Regions from separate parts of the Homo sapiens genome. Here region 1 is linked to region 2. A link is a loop called in an ENCODE intact Hi-C map of the cell type or tissue named here. Cell type or tissue: heart left ventricle. All regions are shown on one strand. Each heading gives the region's core, and the rest is flanking DNA. Links, peaks and the distances in the headings are about the cores only.

The links. A loop is a pair of places that touch in the nucleus more often than their neighbours do. Peaks named below come from ENCODE experiments on the same cell type or tissue, not always from the same donor. Only the 100,000 strongest peaks of a DNase experiment are listed, where the experiment ranks them.
Region 1: a loop joins it to region 2, with 2.0 times the contacts of the local background. A loop is called at or near these places in 3 of 110 quality-filtered maps.

The regions. Positions count from the first base shown.
Region 1 is chr18:28,059,735-28,071,359 of GRCh38, forward strand. The region is part of intron 2 of CDH2 (cadherin 2); the gene reads right to left. Among named protein-coding and RNA genes, the nearest start is that of CDH2, 110 kb to the right of the region's middle. In heart left ventricle, for the core only: no CTCF peak of the experiment used is centred there; no DNase peak of the experiment used is centred there; H3K27ac peaks cover 883 bases.
Region 2 is chr18:28,010,066-28,020,688 of GRCh38, forward strand. It overlaps CDH2 (cadherin 2), which reads right to left. Exons shown (of 16, transcript NM_001792.5): 3 at 3,618-3,844; 4 at 1,781-1,927. Among named protein-coding and RNA genes, the nearest start is that of CDH2-AS1, 94 kb to the left of the region's middle. In heart left ventricle, for the core only: a CTCF peak has its summit at 3,142 (motif pointing right); no DNase peak of the experiment used is centred there.

The DNA of each region.
Region 1 (11,625 bases), core at 2,573-7,572, 52 kb after region 2:
AGCATATTTATGTATGTTTCATATATGTGTAAATGTATGTATATTATATATCTGAACACACACATACACATTTGTTTGAATCAGATTCCAATGAGATTGGTTGATAGGTCTCTTCTTTAATCTATGTATTCTTCATCCTCTTTTTCCTTTCAAACTTTTTTGTGGAAGAAACTGGATCATTTGTCCTACATTTTCCCCTGCGATCTAGATTTTGCAGATTCAAATTCTCTAATTTCATGTAATATGATCCTCTGCACTCTGTATTACTTAGAAGCTGGCACATCTAGAAGTTTGATCAGACCCTGGTTTTTTTTTTGGCAAACAAGTTCCTATCAGGAGTACATAACAACGCATAACAGATAGTCTTCCTTTTAGTCACTGATGATCATCACTTAGATCCACTATTTCAATAAGAGATGCAAATTTCTATAATTCCTCCTTTACTTATCATCATCATTATTATTATTTTTGAGACAGAGTCTCACTCTTTTGCCCAATCTGGAGTGTAGTGGCACAATCTCGGTTCACTGCACTCTCTGCCTCCCAGGTTCAAGCAATTCTCCTGCCTCAGCTTCCGTGTAGCTGGGACTACAGGCGCGTGCTACCATACCCAGCTAATTTTTCATATTTTTAGTAGAGACGAGGTTTCACCATGTTGGTCAGGCTGGTCTCGAGCTCCTGAACTCAAATGATCTGCCTGGCTCAGCCTCCCAAAGTCCTGAGATTACAGGCATGAGCCACTGCGCCTAGCCCCTTCTTTACTTATTAACTGCAGTATTTCTTTACAGAAGAACCTGCCTATCTAATATAGTTACCCTAAAGTACAGTCATTCTAGAAAAAGCAAAACAAGCACTTGATTCTTTCTCTTTATCTTTTTCAAAACCATAAACAAAATGGGATAGGTTTTGTTCCTCATCTTCAATTAGTAACCTTGTTAGTAACTAAGTTGGCTTAGTTTTGGGAGACCATTTGGTAAGACTAGTAATCTTGTAAGATAACATGATATTCCAGGTCATCTCATATACTTCCTGCCTTGGACATGGAACCAGCCATTTCTTTAAAGAACCCTGGCTCCTTCTGGTGAACCTCAGTATGGACCCTCAGGGTATTCACTGCTATTGGATACTCATTGTTTTCGGGCATTTCCAAAGGATAAATCAACAAAATCAGCATTTTAAAAAAATAAATCATTTTGCTACTTCTCATGCAAATTCATTTTTTTACTTAATCATACCAATCTTACACCTCTGTGTTTCTTCCAAAACTAGCACTAACACTAAAAATGACTGTGAGACAAGTTAAACTTTCTTTTGCCTTTTTTTGAACTTCAATGTATATCCCACTAAGGTTGTACTATATAGTTAAAATTTCTGTGACATAACATCATTTAAAATGGTTCTTCTCAGTGTGGCCATGTATACCAGCAACATGATTTACATTGGGACTTATATATTGTACTTTTACTAGTTGTCTTCATTATCTTGGTTTTGTTTTAAACTTAAAGCAAAATTTGTACACATTTCCACAGTCAAGTCCACAAAACACCCTCCTTTCCACAAACAGGAAGCATTGTTTATTAAGTGTACTTCCCTCTTCTGTGCTGTTTTCACTTAAAACTTTATCCTAGGCTGGGCATGGTGGCTCATGCCTGAAATCAAGCACTTTGGGAGGCCGAGACAGATAGACAACTTGAGGTCAGGAGTTTGAGACCAGCCTAGCCAACACGATGAAACCCCATCTTTACTAAAGAAATACAAAAATCAGCCGAGCGTGGTGGCATGTGCCTATAACCTCAGCTACTTGGGAGTGGTTGCAGTGAGCCAAGATTGTGCCACTGCACTCCAGTCTGGGACACAGAGCACGACTCCGTCTCAAAAAACCCAAAAGCAAACAAATACTTTATCCTAGCACATGAGTCTGTTCTCACACTGCTAATAAAAACATACTCAAAATTGGATAATGTCTAAAGGGAAGAGGTTTAATTGACTCACAGTTCAACATGGCTGGGGAGGACTCACAATCATGGCAGAAGGCGAAGGAATGTCTTACATGGCGGCAGGCAAGATAGCATGTGCAGGGGAACTCCCCTTTATAAAACCATCAGATCTCATGAGACTTACTATCATGAGAATATCAAGGGAAAAACCTGCCCCATGATTCAATTACCTCCCACCTGGTCCCTCCCATGACACATGGGGGTTATGGGAACTACAATTCAAGATGAGATTTGGGCAGGGACACGGCCAAACCGTATCACCTAGAGATCTCTCCACAGCAATTTGTACACAGCCCTCATTCCTTTTGACAGCCACATAGTACTTCCTTAGATGGATGTACCACATATACCATAATCTATTCAAGCAATTCCTGGTTCAAAATCATTTGGTTTGCTCCAGTCTTTAAGTTTTACAAACAGATACAATGAACAGCCTTATTTTTTGCAATAAATTTTTGAGGTATTTAATATTTTTCTAGCCATTTATCTCTTTTTAAAAATTGAAAAGTGGCTAAAATTATTTCAAAAGAAAGAGAATATAATGCAATAGGAAAGACTACTGGTAAATATTTATTAATTTGTCCAATAAATGAAACAATCTGTCAATTTTCCAACAGAAAACATATAACTTCTTCAACTAATTAAGTAGAATTTATAATCCAATATATTCAGCTGGAGTCAATAATAGAGTTTTGCCTGTCCTGTCTTCATTATTTTTATAGCATACTATAGATGAAAACTGTTATTTCCAAGTGTTTTTAAAACAATAAAACTATTTTTATAACAGCCCTTATTCTGTGAGTCAAGTAATCCATGCTGTGCAACTGAGTTCATGATGCAAATATTCACCACACTAACATAAAATCAGGCAACTGCATATATTAAAACTTTCCAAATTTTAATGATGCAACATTAAGAAAAATGGAATGAACTATCACCAGTTGAGAAATACACCGTCCAGGCTAGGCGTGGTGGCTCATGCCTGTAATCCCAGCACTTTAGAAGTCCAAGGCGAGCGGATGACTTGAGGTCAGGAGTTTGAGACCAGCCTGCCAACATGGTGAAACCCCTTCTCTACCAAAACTACAAAAATTAGCTGGGAGTGGTGGCACATGCTTGGAGTCCCAGCTACTCCGGAGGCTGAGGCAGGAGAATTGCTTGCACCTGGGAGGAGGAGGTTGCAGAGAGCCGAGATCACGCCACTGCACTCCAGCCTGGGTGACAGATCATGACTCTGTCTCAGAAACACACATTTCATAAAAGCCTAATATGCTCCCAAACTGTTAAAACTATGTTATAATAGCATTTTTAAAAAGCAGTAATTTAAACGTAGCTACTTAAACATTAGATATAAGTAGCACTGTATGTCCTCATAAGTCTTTGTTATGGTGATTTTTTTATAATAAAAGTATATAGCTTTGTAAAATCCTATTTGTTGCATTAAAAACTATTTGGGAAAAAAAATTATTATGGGACAAAAGAAATGCTTATACTGCTTTTCTTGTATCTTGAAGCTTAACCATTTTACTGAACATTTCACATTACTACTGGAACATATTCACCAATTGGTGTTTAAAAACAAAACAAAGTGGGTAGAGGAGTCAACAACCAACAATGCAGGAAGTAGATTAACTAAAGGCAGAAGAATAACACACTGTTTCAGGGAATGAGAAGAGACGGTTCCTTTGAGGAATTGTTCTGTGAAGGCTATGGAAGTCTTTCTCAGCTGGAGCAAAGAAAAATAGGGAATTCTGGCAGGTTATTTATAGTGGCACACACCCACAACTTCAGCCCATCTCTGTCAGCCATTGTGTAGAGCACTAAAGCATCATTAACACATCCTAATAAAAACTTTTCACAGGGGCTCCCTTTCTCATCAACATGCAAAACTAAATGTCAGCAGGAGGCCCATAGCTTCAGGAAGCCATAAAGTGAAGTTTGAACCCGGTAATGATCTACAGCAGGGTGTCTGCAGAGACAAATTTTCTTGGTTAGGACAGATGTGACAGCATAACTGTGTATGTAAAACTTCATACCATTTAAACTACATATCCTGGGATTTGTAGACAAAAGTATCCTCTTTCATGCTTCAGAAAGTTATGAACAGGCTTTTCTATATTTTCTTCTTCAAGCCACTTCAAAATATTATTGGCTACTGTCTATATTCTGTAATCTTCAAAAATCACCAGCAGCACAGTATATTGCAAATAATAACCAGCCCCAATTTATTCTACCTTTAAGATCGACTTAGACACAGGAAAAGGTAATAGAATATTTATTGCCTGCCTGCAAGGCGTTAACAACCAAAACAAGTTAAAATATATGCTGTCCTTCATTTATTTCTCCAGACATGTCTGGATGAGAAACATCTGGAAATCTCTTAAAACTATGAATTCCTCAAAAGAGGGGGGGGTAGGTGGGGATGGAAAGAGATTTTTCTCTCTTCTGTCTCAAAATGACTCCCATCTCTAAACATGGTATCTGTATGGAGGCAATCCCTGGGGAGTGGGAAATTTTTCTCATCTCTTTTTAAAAATTTTATTAACAGTTTATTTTTTTAAGAGATAGGGTCTCACTCTGTCACCCAGGCTAGATGCCCAGGCAGTCTCTCACCCTGAAACTCCTGGGCTCAAGCAATCCCCTCTTGCCTCACCCTCCCAAGCAGCTAGGACTACAGGTGTGTACCACCACACCTGGCATCCTCTTTTCTTTCACTGGCTTCCTGAACTTCATTTTTCCATGAGGCATCAGCCAAAGCCTATGGGGTCATACCAGCCAGTGGGGAGAAAGGAAATACAAGAGTGGCAAAATAAGAAAAAATAAAAAATAAAATAGGTATAGAGACTAAAACAGAATGATGGGGATGAATGGAACTGGCCACCTACCCCCAGTTCTGAGGTGGTTTAAAGAAATGCGAACAAAAAAGCCCCAATTAAAAAAAAAAAACAACTGGAGCCCTATTTAACAAAAGTATGAACTATAAAGTGAACAGTCACTTAAAATGAGAAAATAAATCACCAATGTTACTGGAGCCTTGAGAGAATCAGGTCCCCTTCTTCGGAGATCTCTTGAGAAAATTTACCAGAAATGTTTTCAAATTGCAACCTTGCTTCTACTCTCCTCCTAGGACACTTAACATAATTTCCAGCAAACCCCATTACTCAGGGCCTGAAAGTGAGGGTCCTGAACCTTGAACTTCCCTAGCTTCATGATAAGCCTGCCTCTCTCAGCTTGTCCTTTCCAAGGACCATAAATTTTCCCTTTCCTTCCCCAAAGCTGCTTACCATCATAAGATTTCTCATGCCCAAGGAAGTCACAAATGAAGCTGTGGTACAAGTCAAGTGCCATGCTCAGTGGCTACTAAAAAACTCTAGATTCACAGTAACTATCCCAGTTTGTAGCTCACTGTAATACTCTTCAGTCCTTCTGATAAAGGGCAACTCTTGGGAACTGAGCCAGAAACTCATTCACCAAGGGTTTTTATCCCCTGTTGACATTTCATTGTTAAGAGATGTGACAAGATCTAAGCCAAGATCTAAGCTAGGGTCCCAACTCTATCAGGCATCACAGCTGATAACCTATACAACATAACACTCGTATATCAGGATACAAGTGGTAGGGTGATGGACGAGTATCCAAAACAGAATTTTAATTACCAAAGAAGTAATTAACAAAAACGGCACTTGGTTCACTACATGTTAACAAGAATCCCTTCTATAGCAACTGTAATAAAAAGATTTTTCAAAAGGACTGCTTTTTCAACAATATATGCTTCCATCTCCTAATATGGAAGAGGGATTACTCCTCTACATTCCCAGACACTAACTCAAGTGCCAGGAATGCTACACTGATAATCCAGTCATTGTCAACCTTCAAGGAAATCCATGGTAACTAGCCGTAGAATTGGTTTCTTGTTTGCCCAGAGTCCTGACTTTGTAAGAAATGTTACATCATCCCTTTTTTCCTCTCTCATTGTCATCTTTATCATCATTATCATCCTGTCTAATTCTCCAATATTAAATTCTGCAGGAGAACATAACCAATGATATCTGAGAAGTATACGAAGATCTCAGTAGTCCCTTAGGTATGAGGTGATACAGCACCCTTTATTTCTTATTGGCAACACCAAACTTAAATGCTAGGGGTTCTAAGAAGACCACAACATTAAATTGCACTCTCCCTGGGCTTTGAGGATTATCCACCCAGATATGTACCAATTCTGACAAAGAAAGCATCCTGGAGCTTTCTAGTGGAGGTGGAGCTAGGGGGATGACAGGTTTCTGGCTGCATTCTGTCATTCTCCCTATTTGTGCATCAAATATTCAAGAGCTGGCCACATTCTACGACTTGCGTGTTCATTTGTGTCACAATGCTCTCTGATAATAACCATTTGAAAAGTTGTTGGTAAGTACAAAACATGCATCTGAAATTACAATGGACTGAACTAAACAATAATAAACAATATTTCAATTGCACACAGGAAGAAGAAAAAAACTAGCCAAAGCAGACACTTACTAAATATAAAATAATTGTACCTTCAAAATTAATTACATATAAACTTCAAAATGCAAATATTTCATAAAGAGAAACACTGATTTTACATTATTAAAGTAAAACTTGGGTGTCTAATCAGAGTATTTTTAGATTTTAAGGTTGCCACCTTTAGCACAAGAGTTCGAACAAAGGCTCTTATGTTTAATGCATTAAGAATTAATTTTCAGAATAATTCTTGATAGGAATGCATGGAATTGTATTGACAACCCCCTTCTCCAAATAGACCCCTTTTCACTTTTCAAAGGCAAAACTCTCCTTTTCTTACTGCCTATCAAGCAGACAAGCATGTAATTAAAACCATTTTACTAATTCTCTTTTTAGATTAGGTGCCACTGAAAAGCTGCTACAACTCTACTGTTGGAATAATGATTTCTATTATAGTCAAGCTGAATCTGAATTGTACAAAGGGTAAGTTTTACCACTGGATTAGATGGAAAAAAGTTAATCTGTAAATTACAAAAAAAAAAAGGTTATTGTCACAATTTGAAATCCACAATATGAGCACATTTAGTACTTACTAGACTCAACTCTTGCATCATTTATGTATATACTCCTCCAATGTGAAAGAATTGGCAAAACTCACAAAAGATAAAAACCGAAAGTAAATTTTAAGTAAAACTCAAAATAAAACCCTAAAATAAGAACATATAGAAATTTAGTTTTCTATTTGGGTCTTTCTCCTCACAAACAAACCTATAAAAACAAAACTTCATAACGTACAGGGGAAAACAAACTCTATAAATGTACTAACAAATAGACTGCAGGGATTTATATACTTCCTGGTAATTAGCAGCTTATAAAAAAACCTTCACAAAATCTGAAAGTAAATATCTGCATGCTCATATAGATTATGAAATATATATTTTTGTGTTTTGGGTTTTGTTTACTTTTGGTTTATTTTCTAGTGTTACTGACTAACAGCTTTATTCAGATAATTCACATATACAATTCACTCATTTAAAGTATATAATTCAATGGCTTTTAGTATATTCACAGCTGTACATCTATTACCACAACCAATTTTAGAATGTTTTCTTTGCCCGAAAAGAAACTCTGCCCCTCACAGCCGTCATCTCCCATTCCACTCACCCCTCTCCCCAATCCCAATCCCCTACCACCCAACCTTAGGCAACTACTAATCTACCTTCTGTCTCTATAAGATTTACCTAAACATTTCATACAAATGGAATCATACAATATGTGGTCCTTTGTGATTAGCTTCTTTCACTTAGCACAGTGTTTTCAAGTTTCATCCATGTAGTAGATGTATCAGTACTTCATTCCTGTTCATGACTAAGTAATATTCCATTAGATGGATATACTGCATTTTATGTATCCATTCATTAGCTGATGGGCATTTGGGTTGTTTCCAATTGATTCATTTTTTTAAACAGTATCTCTTATTTTGTTTTACTTTGTTGACTAAAAATATTCATCCAATCAAGGCATATAAAGCACCATCTCCTCAAAGTAAAATAATTTACTTTGTGTTCAAGACCATGGTCAAAAGTATTGAATGTCCCTTAGGGTCAAGTTTTAATATTCTTAAGTAAGGTATATCATCTTATGTGGGCCTCAAATTTTCTCATTTCTATAATGATAAATTATCTAGTTATAATGAGACAAGACTATTTCTGAGTGTAAAGTTTTAACTATTTAGAAACTGATGTTTATAATGCAATGTAAGAATTATCAAAATAAAGCTGAATAAAACTCCAAATGTAGTACAGTGACACCAGTGTAAAACCACTCCATAGGGAGAAAAACAGAATAATAAATATCCTGATCCTCCCCTCTTCCCTCCCTCCAATTCTGCCAAGGCTCTCACTGGCAAATCCTTCCGAAACACAAGGGAGGATCCCACCGCTGAGTCCATACAAATCAGCCTCCTGAAGCAAGGAGTAGATGCGAAAGAGCAAAGAGAAGATCCCCGATCCCCAAACCATTTCAAACAGCTTTTCAGACTTGGAAAGTGAACAGTAAAAGAAGAAATAAAAATGTCAGAGCTGCTAGTTATAAGGTCTCAACATTATTAGCATGAACAATGGCTATCTATAAATATAAATACAAAGGTGCCAAACAGTCTAAATCTAAGAACTTGTCAGTACGCACTGCTGAAGCTCAAAGGTTAAGTTAACAAACACACACACAAACACTCATGTCACTATCAACACTACTTTGAACATTCTGAGATGGAATACATGAATAAATGTTCCTAGCTAGTACAAAACATCAACAAATTAAAAATAAACTGAATTTACTCATACAGCTTATAATGCAGATATTCTGTATTAAAAGTGGAAGATGTATTAACAGTATGACCAAAAGAGCTTCACTGAGCCTTGTTCGAGACTATTGACACTTGATGTTCACATATAAAAATAATAACATTAGCAACCATCACGCAGTGCTAGCAGATTTAAGAGTACACTTGGTTTTAAGAAGGTTGACATGAAATCCCTTCTTGCTGAAGAAGATATACAGAGTCAAGAACTAACTCATTAAGGTGAATTAGATCCCATGCTATTTTAGATACAACCCGATAGGGAGTGTGCATTTGAAAAGCTATTCAATCTTCAATCTATTTAATAACATAAAAACCTTAGATTACATAGAGGACAAGTCTCTACCACATAATAAACCATCTTTATTCTTTCTCTTTTGCTATTTTTGGAAAACAGAAAAACACAATGTTGTCACATATTATACAGGGGCCATATTCCTGGAGTTCCCCCTTAATTCCAGACTAAACATAACAAGGAATGAAAGGTATTTCTGTTTACTCTATGAAGTGGAATATGAAAATTAATTCATCTCAACCACTTTGAAAATTATAGTAAACTTGACAAAGTAAAGATGCACATTATTTCACAACTTGTGCACAAAGTTTTACACCTATCTTTATATGACAGTATTTTCAGTTTTGGAAATGTGATCACACTAATGCCAACCTTTCCTTGGTTTGTTTATGTAGAATTTGACATGGTTCTTCAAAATTTGTTTGAGGCAACAATCTAAAAAGGTCTATATGATTATTCTGTAAGTGGAAAAAATAATCAATTTTATTCTGAACTTGCCATTATCACTCTGGCTCAAAGGATGACAAATTTCTATCTTCCAGAGGAACTACCCTCCTCATTTTGAAGTCTTTCTATAATAGTAATCCCATGTTTTGTTTCATTCCAACTTTCAAGTACCCAGAACCAACAGACTTGGTGACAACCAATTCACATTAACATTGCTTTCCAGGGTACCTTAGCCTTTTTCAGGTGGATTACCTTAAACATTCCTCCCTCAGATCTTAAAAATAAAAGAGAACATTTACTATCTCATCTATATATTATCAGGATGCAGTCCTTGGGCTCTCCCAGACTTGTTTGATACCTGTGTTATAAGCACACACTGAGAGAATTAGCTGCCCCACCAGAATGCGGGACACATTAAGGCATCTACCATATTTTATGTGGGAGATGGAGTCACCACCATAATGACCCTGAGCTGCATTCAGAGCTGACATTGCAACTTTTCTGGAGGCATCTTGGGAACTGGTTGTTTAAACTTCCACCCCATCAGAAACTCCCCTCAAGGTACCATTTCCCTGAGAATGCCATAAAAATGTAATGCAAGTAGGCTCCTCCCAACCCTCAACCAAAATAACGTGATAAAGTTAAAGTCCACTTTAAGGCCTCCAGTGTATCGACCTCCATAAGAAGCCTAGTAGGCAGAGGCGAATCAATAGACTAGGAAACACGGCAACTAACCAGACAGTTAATCCAATCTTCACAGAATCATAGATAGGGTGAAAATTGGGATGTGATTTGGGAACACGGCTTAGAAGAGAGCTGGAATTCTGTAGGTCAAGAAAACATATGGTAAACTGATAGTTATACCACCCTGTCTACATAAGGAAGTTTGCCAAGAGTAAAAAGTTGCATAGAAAGTATAGTATTTTCAACTACTGTTATTCCACCTTACAAGTTCAACTACAACTACCACCTTTATAATTTGTAAAGTGCTTTCACAGTTATTATCTCATCTGAACCATATTACAACCCTATGAGATAGGTATAATTATCCCTGTTTTAGCTGCTAAAGCTTGAGAAAGTAGTTGCTAAGGAGCAGAGGTGGGATTTGCACTGGTATGTCACTGATTCCAAATCAGATGCTCTCATTCCATGGCACCAGGTTGTCTCCTGTAGCATGAGACTATAATCGACCAACACAAAAAGGAGACAGGGAGAGGATGCCGACCAAACTGCCAAGCTAATGCATCTGAGAAGGGAATACATACAACTAGCCTGTCCTCCATTCCTGGGCTGGACGCTTCACTAAACCAGACGACAAAGCCTTCTGGAATACCTGCTGTGAGTTGGGCACTGTGAAGGCAGTATGCCCACTCCCAGCCCTCACAGAGCTCATGGTGTAACTGGGGACAACAAAGTGTAAACAAGTAGTTAAATGTCACAAGATAAATGTAGGGGAGACAAAGAGGTAGTAAGGCAGCATGTCAGGAAATGGTAAACAACACATCATGTCACACCACGAATCATGAGCAATCCATCAGTGGTAGGATTCGAATTAAATTACAATTCGATTTTACTTATTTATTATTTAGGAGACATTCTGTTTTTCAATTTTTTTTCTTCTCCACATCAGCCCACCCATTTTAAAGCCCCAAGCATTGATATGATTTCATACCAATAATTTGGAGATAATGATTTGTGTCTCGGTTCTGCCTGCATGGATCTCCTTCTGATAATTTGGGGAAAGAATGATGTGTATCTCCCCTCTTTTCAGAGAGTGGCCTTGGGGATTTTATTCTTTGTTGGGGCAGGGTCTTAGCTTTTCTGACAGATTTAGGAAACAGGAAGACAGACATCCAGAACTGAAAAATCTGTCAAACTCATTTTCTTTCACGGTTTTCTGCCAATTTTTGCTCCCTCCCTTTCTCTCTCTCTTTTTCCCCTTCTTTTGAGTAAGAGGAAGAGTTGGGAAAATACGTATGTGCCGGTTCCTAAAGGGACAGACTAATAAGTGCTGCTGAGCAAAAATGCAGGTGCGTACTAGTCAGAAG
Region 2 (10,623 bases), core at 389-5,388:
TCACCAGAAAGACTGGAGGCAACATTAACATCTAAAAGAAAACTCACTAGGAGCAGTGCAAAAGTTCCAAATCTACAAGTGAGAGTTTTTAAACAATCAAACTCTGTCCTGGGAGTTTCTAGGTTAGACGATTTAACATAGTAAGAGCTGTCCAATTTCATTAAAATAAACATTATTTACCTTTTTGCATCAGTAACAACAAGAATTAATTGTCTATCCATAGTGTGAAATATACTCAAATGGAACTCTAATACAGTTATGGTTGACCCTGAATGTCAGACTTCTGTACTTGCATTGTACTAACACTGTTCATTGCGCACCAAAGCTTTCCGTATCATTTTAAGTGACACCTGAAATTTTCATTAATAATAAAGCACAAAAGAAAGCATTTTAAAATATATTTTTATGCTCGCAAACATTATATCATTATAGGCTCACTGCCTTCTCCAAATACAACTACTCTCAAGAAAATTAAGTCAATGTATGAGCAGTCACAGGAGACAGAACAGGCTATGGAAGGGGACGAAGGGAGGCAGGTACAGAGAAAAATAAGAGATCCTTATGTATTAGGTACTTATACTTAATCCATCAATAAAATCTAGGTTTTTTTTTTTTGCGGGGGGGGAAGGAGTCTCACTCTGTCGTCCAGGCTGGAGTGCAGTAGCATGATCTCGGCTCACTGCAAGCTCCACCTCCCGGGTTCATGCCATTCTCCTGCCTCAGCCTCCCGAGTAGCACCACGCCCAGCTATTTTTTTCTGTATTTTAGTACAGACGGGGTTTCATCGTGTTAGTCAGGATGGTCTTGATCTCCTGACCTCGTGATCTGCCCACCTCAGCCTTCCAAAGTGCTGGGATTACAGGTGCCCTGCCTGTTTTTTTTTTTTTTAAGTTAAAGCAAAATTCCCTTTTCTCTCAAACTTCATTAAAGTAGAAAAAGAGACAGTATCTTAATTTAGAGTTACATTCTTTGTTAAAGTGAATTATAATGTACATTAGGACAGAATATACAACATATTTTAAAGCGGCTTATTTTAAAAAAAAGGCTTTCAGTAAGTATGTGTTAGAATGCTAAAATAATCATATACAGAAACATTTACATTTTAATAAGTGGGAATACAGCAGCCTTGTCTTACTATACTTTTGTAATAAATAATGGGTTAAGTTTATTAAAATGCAAAAATATCTGCATTTTTTTTCTGTAGCTGATGGTATGTATCTAGAGTAAATAACTAAAAAAAAAAAACTTACTCCTCAGATTTGAAAGCCTATGATTTTACACTGCCCTGGGGATTCTGTTAATGGTATCAGAGGTCATTCTTTTCTTTAAAAAACTCTCAAATGCATTTGGTGCTGGCATTTTTAACAATGATTGCCCTTTATTTTTTCTGTGGCCCAAAAACCATCTGTAGAGGGCAAAGATCATCACAGAGAGCCCAGCTTTCAGACAGGGAAGTTTAGGGGTGTGTGTGTTATGAGAGTGGAAATGGTATGGTTGGGAATATGTGTTGGCTTTAGGGCTTGTGTAGTCACAAACTGAACAAGCTTTCTAATCCACAGTGTGCAGGACCTACAAGTGAGCTCTACTTATAAATAATCCAAAAGGTAACAAAGAAAATGAGAAGAGGCTTTCTACAACACTACAGAAATTCTATCTTTATAGAAAAACACTTTTAGTATATACATGTCATAAATTCTACTTTGTAAAAAAAATAGACAGAAATATTTTTAACATACATTTGTCTTGTGGTATGAAAACAGTTAAAATTGTGCCACCTTACCCTGACAAGCTCTTGAGGAAAAGGTCCCCTGGAGTTTTCTGGCAAGTTGATTGGAGGGATGACCCAGTCTCTCTTCTGCCTTTGTAGGTGGCCACTGTGCTTACTGAATTGTCTTGGGAACACTATTTCTTCAACTTCTGCTGACTCCTTTACATTAAAATAGAAGACATTCCTGAGTACTAGGAAACACATTTTCTGAAAGTACATCAATATTATTGAATACCTGAAAGCATAGGAATCACAGTTTATTATGAACAAAAAATAAGTCTGGAGGCCCTTTTCCCTGGCCCCCTATTAAAATAACAGAAAAATACCATAAAATTTTTGGGTTATACTGTGTATCTGAAAAATTGAATTCTAAACAATTTATTATATGGCACAGCTGTGTAAACTATTTGCAGTTTCTATAAACCTTTTTAGATAGCAGTTAATATTGAGCAAAATTTAATAGTACCCTTTTATATATTTCTCATTAGTTTAAACCACAGTTCAGGTAATGTGCTACTGTACATTAAATTTAGATCTTGATGTGCTAAAATATAATTTGAATTCCAAGAGAAGTTTAATACATACTGCTAAGGAATGTCTCAAATATTTATGACCCTATTATATCCCACAGAATTAATGCTGTAATTATTCTAAACCTATGTCAGCCATGATGGATGCTGCAGATGACCCACTTTGCACATTAGGTATTAATCTCTGCTGGATGTCAACATTTTCTTCTGTTTCTTCCTCTATCTGTAGACATTTTAGCCATTAGCCCTTGCTGCTTCAGTGCAAATATCCAAGCTAGTTTGCTGGAACACAGCAAATCAACAACAAAAGCATCTTTTCACTCCATTAGTTACTGGGTTTTCACTTTATATTACCCAATGACATGACTTCCCTCAACAGTTAATAGATTAACAAATTAAATTTCACATAATAAAACCACAACACTGAAATAAGAGAAAAATGATATATTTTCCTCTGATATATTATTCATGTTTGATTGTGGGTATGTATATCACATTTACAATTAAATACCAGAAATGAATGTGTCTGTTTTTACCTCTCACAGTAAAATAAGCATAAAAAAAGTAGTAGTCATAGTTCCATAGTTCATGGACTTCAGAATATATGGGTGTGTCCCATCATATTTGTTTTGAATTAACTCAAAAAACTAAAATATTCAGAAAATATTATCATAACGTTACTGAAGTTACTGTATTTTATTTAAAATTCCGAACAATGACTTATACAAATTAAGTGCTCAATAAATATTTGTTGAATTGAACTGAATGGCACTCTGTTGGAAATGTACCTCATTTATTTTATCTTGGCTCACAGCAGCTTCCACCAGAGGGAGTATATCATTCCTAAAAAGTCATGTTGGTAGTATAAATAATTCATACCCCCCAACTGGATTATTAAGGGACAAGACAAAAACCCAATACTCATTGCCAGAAATGTTTTCCTGTTACTACTTTAAATCTGTACTTCTCATCTAATAAATCTGACTGATGACATCTTGTAAAGAATTGTTTATTTTGTGGTTTTATTTAACAGCTTGTAAAACTTCTAAGAAATTTAAAACAAACTGCTTCTAACTTAAATTATAAATCTCAAAGTATAAACAAATCTTTAAAATACAATTTCTAGTTGCTTAAAATATATTTAGTCTACGTATCTTAAGAGATTACAAACACAACAAAATATTATTAAAATGACCAAAGTTGATACAAATGCAAATAGTGGCCATCCATTAATGTGGTCTGAAGCAAAGCATATATTTAGTTCAAACTGTATAAAGCTGATTTTTAACCAGCCCTAAAGCCATATTCGGATACTATACCTTCACTGACTCCTCAGTTAAGGTTGGCTTCAGGCTCAATTTTACTGCCACTTGCCACTTTTCCTGGGTCTCTTTGTCTTGGGCATATATCAGGAACTTGGCATGCTCAGAAGAGAGTGGAAAGCTTCTCACGGCATACACCATGCCATCTTCATCCACCTTAAAATCTGCAGGCTCACTGCTCTCATATTGTACTTTTCTTTTTCCATTGCAGTTGCTAAACTTCACTGTAAAAGATAAGAAATAGGTCAGTTATTATAATTATACCAAAAAGGCAAAAAAAAACCCCTAATACTTAAACCTATATCCTGCTTAGGTTAAAGGATAAAAATACAGTAGCATGAAACACAGAAGTTTTATTTTTATTTTATTATATCAAAAGCATTTTCATACTATGAAATGCCAGATGGTAGTTCTGAGCTGTGCCCTAGCATTTCCTTCTTCCAAAGCTTTCCCCTTCTTTTCATACTTCCTGGACACTGGGTCCTCAGGTGCACCTGCTTTTCACCCTGACACCTTTCACTGGTATTTCCTCCCACCCTATTACAAACTTCCACTCACTCTTCAGTCCCAGGTCTAAAGTCACTCAAAGCAGAACAAACCCCCTTTTTCTCAGTCTTCATGTAGTGATCTGAGCTCTGCTACCTCAGTTTCTTAGTCATGTCTGACACTGCTTGGAAGAGGCAGTTTGGGGCAAATGTTCTTAGTTATCCTGCATACCCTGCATACTTTCTGGCACACAGTCTTAATACATAATTTCGGAACAAATGCTTACAGGAAGAAAGCAATGCATTTATTAATGTTGAATGTTTACTATGCTCTAGAATTGTAAGACCTTATGGTAATTAACAGGTAAATAATTTACAAATTTCTATTCCTCTTAGTGCTTACAGTACTTCCATTAAGCAGTAACATATTTAAAAAATTTTAAACAAATAAAAATAAAGGTGTATCCCAAAAGAAATTTTAAATTAAAAAAATGATGACAAGAGTAGAAGAATTCAAAAATGTGTCTTATCTCTATCATACATGCAATGACTTCACACTTAAAAAAAAAACAACTACTGCTGTCTTAAATGCTATGACAGCTTGTCTCAACAGGTAATAAAACAAAAATTAAACCATGAACTTGTGTAGAACTAGACAAATTCAAGATGTAATAAAATAATAAAAACAAAAATATTCTCTAAGGAAGATTATTCCTTTAAAGTCCTTAATTGTTCTTTCTGAAGAAAAATTCTATGGGAATAGCAAGTAAAGGGATCAAATAAAAAATGATTTTTTTATTTCTGTAAACGTCTGATGTTATGTTCTGGCTATAATTACATAGGATACTCTTTGGAGTGTAATTAATAGCGACATATTACAAAATATAATCAAATACACCTTGTGCATTTCTCAAGGATCTAAGTAAAGTGTTTATGAACCCTCCCACTGCACATATAAGCTGCTGACAGTTCTTCTGCTGTCATTAGAATAAATTCACTGAGACGTGCACACAGCCACATCTAAATAACAGGCATGCTTATTTCCCTTAGTAACCATAAAATCCTTGATAGAAGTCATAAAATACTTTAACTACTGAATATATTATTTTCCACATAATGCCATCTATATTATCTTTCATATTTCAATCATTTCAAAGTGAAAATAAAAGTATATCTCAAACTAAATGATGTTAAGTCAAAATGTTTGTCTTTGGAGTAGAAGTATCCCAAAAGATATTTAATTACTCCATCTTCCATGCCCCATGATTTAAAAGTGAAAAATGGGAATCTTTTCTACAGAACAATGCCATCTACTGCTCATCTTTCATTAAAGACAAAAAATGAAATGTAAAATTGTTTTTTGGATCCCTGCTGATAAATCAAAACGAGACTTTTGCCATATTTTTGTATAAAAAGTACTTTTTTATATTACAAGAGGGATTCATGGTCCTTAAAAACATAATCTGGAATAGAAAAATTACATACTCTTCTGCACACTTTTTTGTTAACTGTGATCACTCTAGTATTATTAATTGTCATCCATAAACACCTGGACTGTTACATAAGCCTCCTGGGTAGTCTTCCCAGTTCCTGGTCATGGCATGCCCACTGCTAGACTAGACACCTGCTGTGATTTTCTCCTCCCTGCTTAAAATCTGTAACATTATATGTCAGATCTTTAACCTAGAGTACAATGCTCTCTTAATTCTTGGGTCACCTGGTCTCTTCAGTTTTACTTACACCACTTTCTAAAACATATACTGCCTGGCGAGAGAGGCTGCAGTCATCCCCTACCTCGTGCTGCTCCACCCCACAGGCTCAAATTCTTATCTGGGACACTCCCATTTTCCATACCAAAGCCCTAGGGCCAGGTCATCACTTTGGGGGAAGAGTCGACCATGATGCCTTTCACAAGATTTCGGCCTATGCCCTCATTTGGAACTGCTCTAAATTTTTTATTTTTATTTGTATTTCCTGTCCACTGAAACACACTGATACTTTATGTTTATAATAATAATAGTTATAATGATGGTTATTAATAATTTCATATGAGTGGATCTTCTCTCCCTAAGCAGACTATAAACTCACTTTGGCTTCATGAGAGTTAAGTATTGCTTCTTTTGTTTCTTAGGACACTTGATGGTCACAGGAACAGTATAAGTGCTCATTAAATATCCACTAATATCTTACAACTTTTTCAAAAAGTAGGAAACAGATGGGAACCTTAGAAGTACACACAGCCTACTATAGTAACATCTAGCAACACAAACAAATGAACAAACAAAACCCAGGGACTTCAAAAAATTCTACTTTTTATTAGGTTGTTGGTAGTAGAAGAAAATGAATTAATACTTATGGAATGCCAGGCACTGAAAAAGACACTTCAGATTATGTCACATGTTAACCTTAAAAATGACTCCTGAGGTGGGAATCATTGTTTCTGTTCTGCAGATGAGGATGAAAACTTCAAGTCATCTATGCACATGGCTGTTTGATTTCCAGCGGTTTACTCCCATACAAAAGTGCAAAAGAATCTAAACTCATTACATAAGTCACTCATATCTAAAGCTTTAATATAAAACAATAAAATTAACAAAAAGATCTGAAAAATGCATACGAAGAGAATAATGCCAAATTTAGACCTCTGAGAGTACCACAGTAAATAGCGCATTAAAAAGAAATCTTTTTCTGTGTCTATTGAGATGATCATGTTATTTTTTGTTTTTAATTCTGTTTATATGGTGTATCACATTTATTGACTTGCAGATGTTAAACCATTCCTGCATTCCTGATATGAAACCCACTTGATCATGGTGGATTATCTTTTTGCTATGCTATTGTATTCTGTTATAGCTAGTATTTTATTGATGATTTTTGCATCTATGTTCATCATTGCTCTGTTGTAGTTTTTTGTTGTTGTTCTTATGTCCCTTCCTGGTTAGGGTGATACCGGCTTCACAGAATGATTTAGGAGGAATTCTCTGTTTCTCTATCTTGTGGAATAGTGTCAATAGGGTTGGTACCAATTCTTTGAATGTTTGATAAAATTCAACTGTGAATCTGTCTGGTCCTTGAATTTTTTTTCTTGGCAACTTTTAAATTACTACTTCAATCTTGCTGTTTGTTATTGGTCTGTTCAGAGTTTCTATTTCTTCCTGGTTTAATCTAGGAGGGTTGTATACTTCCAGGAATTTATCCGTCTCCTGTATATTTCATTGTTTAAGCATGTAAAGGTGTTCATAGTAGTCTTGAATGATCTTTTGTACTTCTGTGGTATTGGTTGTAGTATCTCCCGTTTCGTTTCTAATTGAGCTTATTTGGATATTCTCTCTTCTTTTCTTGGTTAATCTCGTTAACGGTCTACTAGTTTTACTTATCTTTCAAATAACCAGCTTTTTGTTTCATTTATCTTTTGTATCTTTTTTGGTTTCAACTGCATATAGTTGTGCTCTGACCTTGGTTATTTCTTTTCTTCTGCTGGGTTTGTGTTTGGTTTGTTCTTGTTTCTCTAGTTCCTTAAGGTGTGACCTTAAAAATCTGGCATCCCTTTATGATTAAAACCCTCAGCAAAATTGGCATAGAAGGGACATACCTTAAGGTAATAAAAGCCATCTATGACAAACCCACAGCTAACATTATATTGAATGGGGAAAAGTTGAAAGCATTCCCCCTGAACACTGGAACAAGACAAGGATGCTCACTTTCACCACTTCTATTCAACACAGTACTGGAAGTCCTAGCCGGAGCAATCAGACAAGAGAAAGAAATAAAGCCCATCCAAATTGATAAAGAGGAAGTCAAACTGTCGCTGTTTGCTGAAGACATGATTGTACCTAGAAAACTCTAACTCATCCCAAAAGCTCCTAGAACTAGTAAATTCAGCAATGTTTCAGGATACAAAATTAATGTACACAAATCAGTAGTTCTGTTATACACCAACAGTGACCAAGCTGAGAATCAAATCAAGAACTCACCCCCTTTTACAATAGCTACAAAAAAAAAAAAAAGGAGGCAACAGACTGCTGTAAGGAAAACTACAAAACACTGCTGAAAAAAATCACAGATGACACAAACAAATGGAAACACATACCATGCTCATGGATGGGTGGAATCGATATCGTGAAAATGACCAATGACCATACTGCTAAAAGCAATCTACAAATTCAATGCAATTCCCATCAAAATGCCACCATTATTCTTCACAGAACTGGAAAAACCAATACTAAAATTCACATGGGACCAAAAAAGAGCCTACATAGCCAAAGCAAGACTAAGCAAAATGAACAAATCTGGAGGTATTACATTACTTGACCTCAAACTATACTATAAGTCCACAGTCACCAAAAAAGCATGACTGGTATTAAAATAGGCATATAGACCAATGGAACAGAAATGTATGAAAAAATGCTCAACATCACTAATTATCAGGGAAAGGTAAGTCAAAACCACAATGTAATACCACCTCACTCTGTAAGAATGGCCATAATAAAAAAAATAATAGATGTTGGCATGGATGTGGTGAAAAGGGAACACTTTTACACTGCTGGTAGGAATGGAAACTAGTATAATGACTATGAAAAGGAGTGTGGTAATTCCTTAAAAAACTAAAAGTAGATCTACTATGTGATCCAGCAAATCCACTTCTGAGTATCTACCCAGAGGAAAAGAAGTCATTATATGAAAAAGATACTTGCACACACGTTTATATATATATATATATATGTACATATATATGTGTGTGTATATATATATTTATTTATATATTTATATGCACACCACGGGATACTACTCAGCCATAAAAAGGAACAAACTAATGACATCTGCAGCAACCTGGGTGGAACTGGAGACCATTATTCAAAGTGATGTAACTTCAGGAATGGAAAACTAAACCCTATGTTCTCGCTCATAAGTGGGAGCTAAGCTGTGAGAATGCAAAGGTGTAAATGATGCAATGGACTTTGGAGACTCAGGGAAAGGGTGGGAGCAGGGTGAGGAATGAAAGACTACACACTGGGTACATTGTACACTGCTCGGGTGATGGGTGCATCCAAATCTCAGAAATCACCACTAAAAAACTTATTCATGGAACCAAACACCACCTGTTCCCCCAAAAACCTATTGTAATTTTTTGAAAAGAAAGAAAACAAGAAATGAAGAAAGAAGAAAGGAAGGAAGGAGGGAAGGCAGGAAGGAAGGAAAGAAAGAGAAAAGAAAAAAGAAAAGAAAAAGAGAAACAAAGGTAGGATAAGGGTTTGACAGACAGAAGCGGGGATTTCATAGTCACTGGCACTTATTCTATTAATGTTGTACTGTTACTTATTTGGATTCAGGTGTCACAGTGCTTGAGGGAGGAAAGAAGGAGGACTTTGCAAAAAACGCATTTGCAAAAAGTCACTTACTGCACATCCTATGAATGAGAAGAGGTTGACCTAAGAGAGTCTGACACTAGAGAAAACACTTTAGAAGAAATTGTATAAAGGTCAGTCATTTAAAGTCAATTGGTTTTTCTATCACCTCTGCCCCTAACCTATGACCAATATGAATTGGTTTAATATATCTGTTATTACGATTTTCAGAGTTTTAAAAACAGGTGCTAATTCTCATTTGCTCAAATATTAAAATACACAAAATCTTTTGGCATTATTCAGGCTCTATGGAATGTGGTGTATTACACAATTCCCTTTGTATATTTAATCAGTTGGGTCAATATCTTAGATAAAACTAAGTCAACTGAAAAAGTTCTCCTTGATGAAATATTAGTCCTGACTTGATCCTGTGGTTTTGGAGCAATCCATGTATGGTACCTGGCTCATGATTATATGCTTCTTCCATGTGAATCATATTTTATTATTTGCAAGTCACACAAATTAAAAAGCTTTCAAATTTCAATGGATAACATGTGAATTCCATTTATCATCCACTGGTCAAGGTTTATTGCCTGTTGTCTGGTTCACCTATGACTTAGATGCAGCTAGGAATATCTTCTTGAATTTGACAAGATTCACCTCTGCTCTAGGAACAAACACTAAAACTTACTCAAGTTGTTTATTTTACACAAACTTAAAAGTTAATAGGAAAAAAGTGGAAAACTGTTAAGTTACAGAATCTTAGGTATACCAGTAATATATACTTAATTTATAAGTTATATATTTTTTAGTTCATAGCCTTTCAAAAAGACTTTAAGGCTTAAAAATAAAAATAGTACATAGAAACGATGTGAAAGGGAGAAGATATACATGGGACGTGCTTTATTTAAATTAGCTTCAAAAATTAAACTTTGATGATGAAAATAAGGCTAATATCATGGACATTTGACTGCTGTAAGGAGAAATACATAGTCCACTGGAGCCAACCTATTTCTGTTATTAAAACATTTTCCTTATGAATGGCAGGTACAGAACTCTGAGTACCATAATGAACAAGATTTTCAACTTTTATTTTTCAAAATATGAAGCAGTTTTATTATTTTTAATATATGGGCTTTCAAGAAGAGATGATGACAAATTTATCTTAAAATA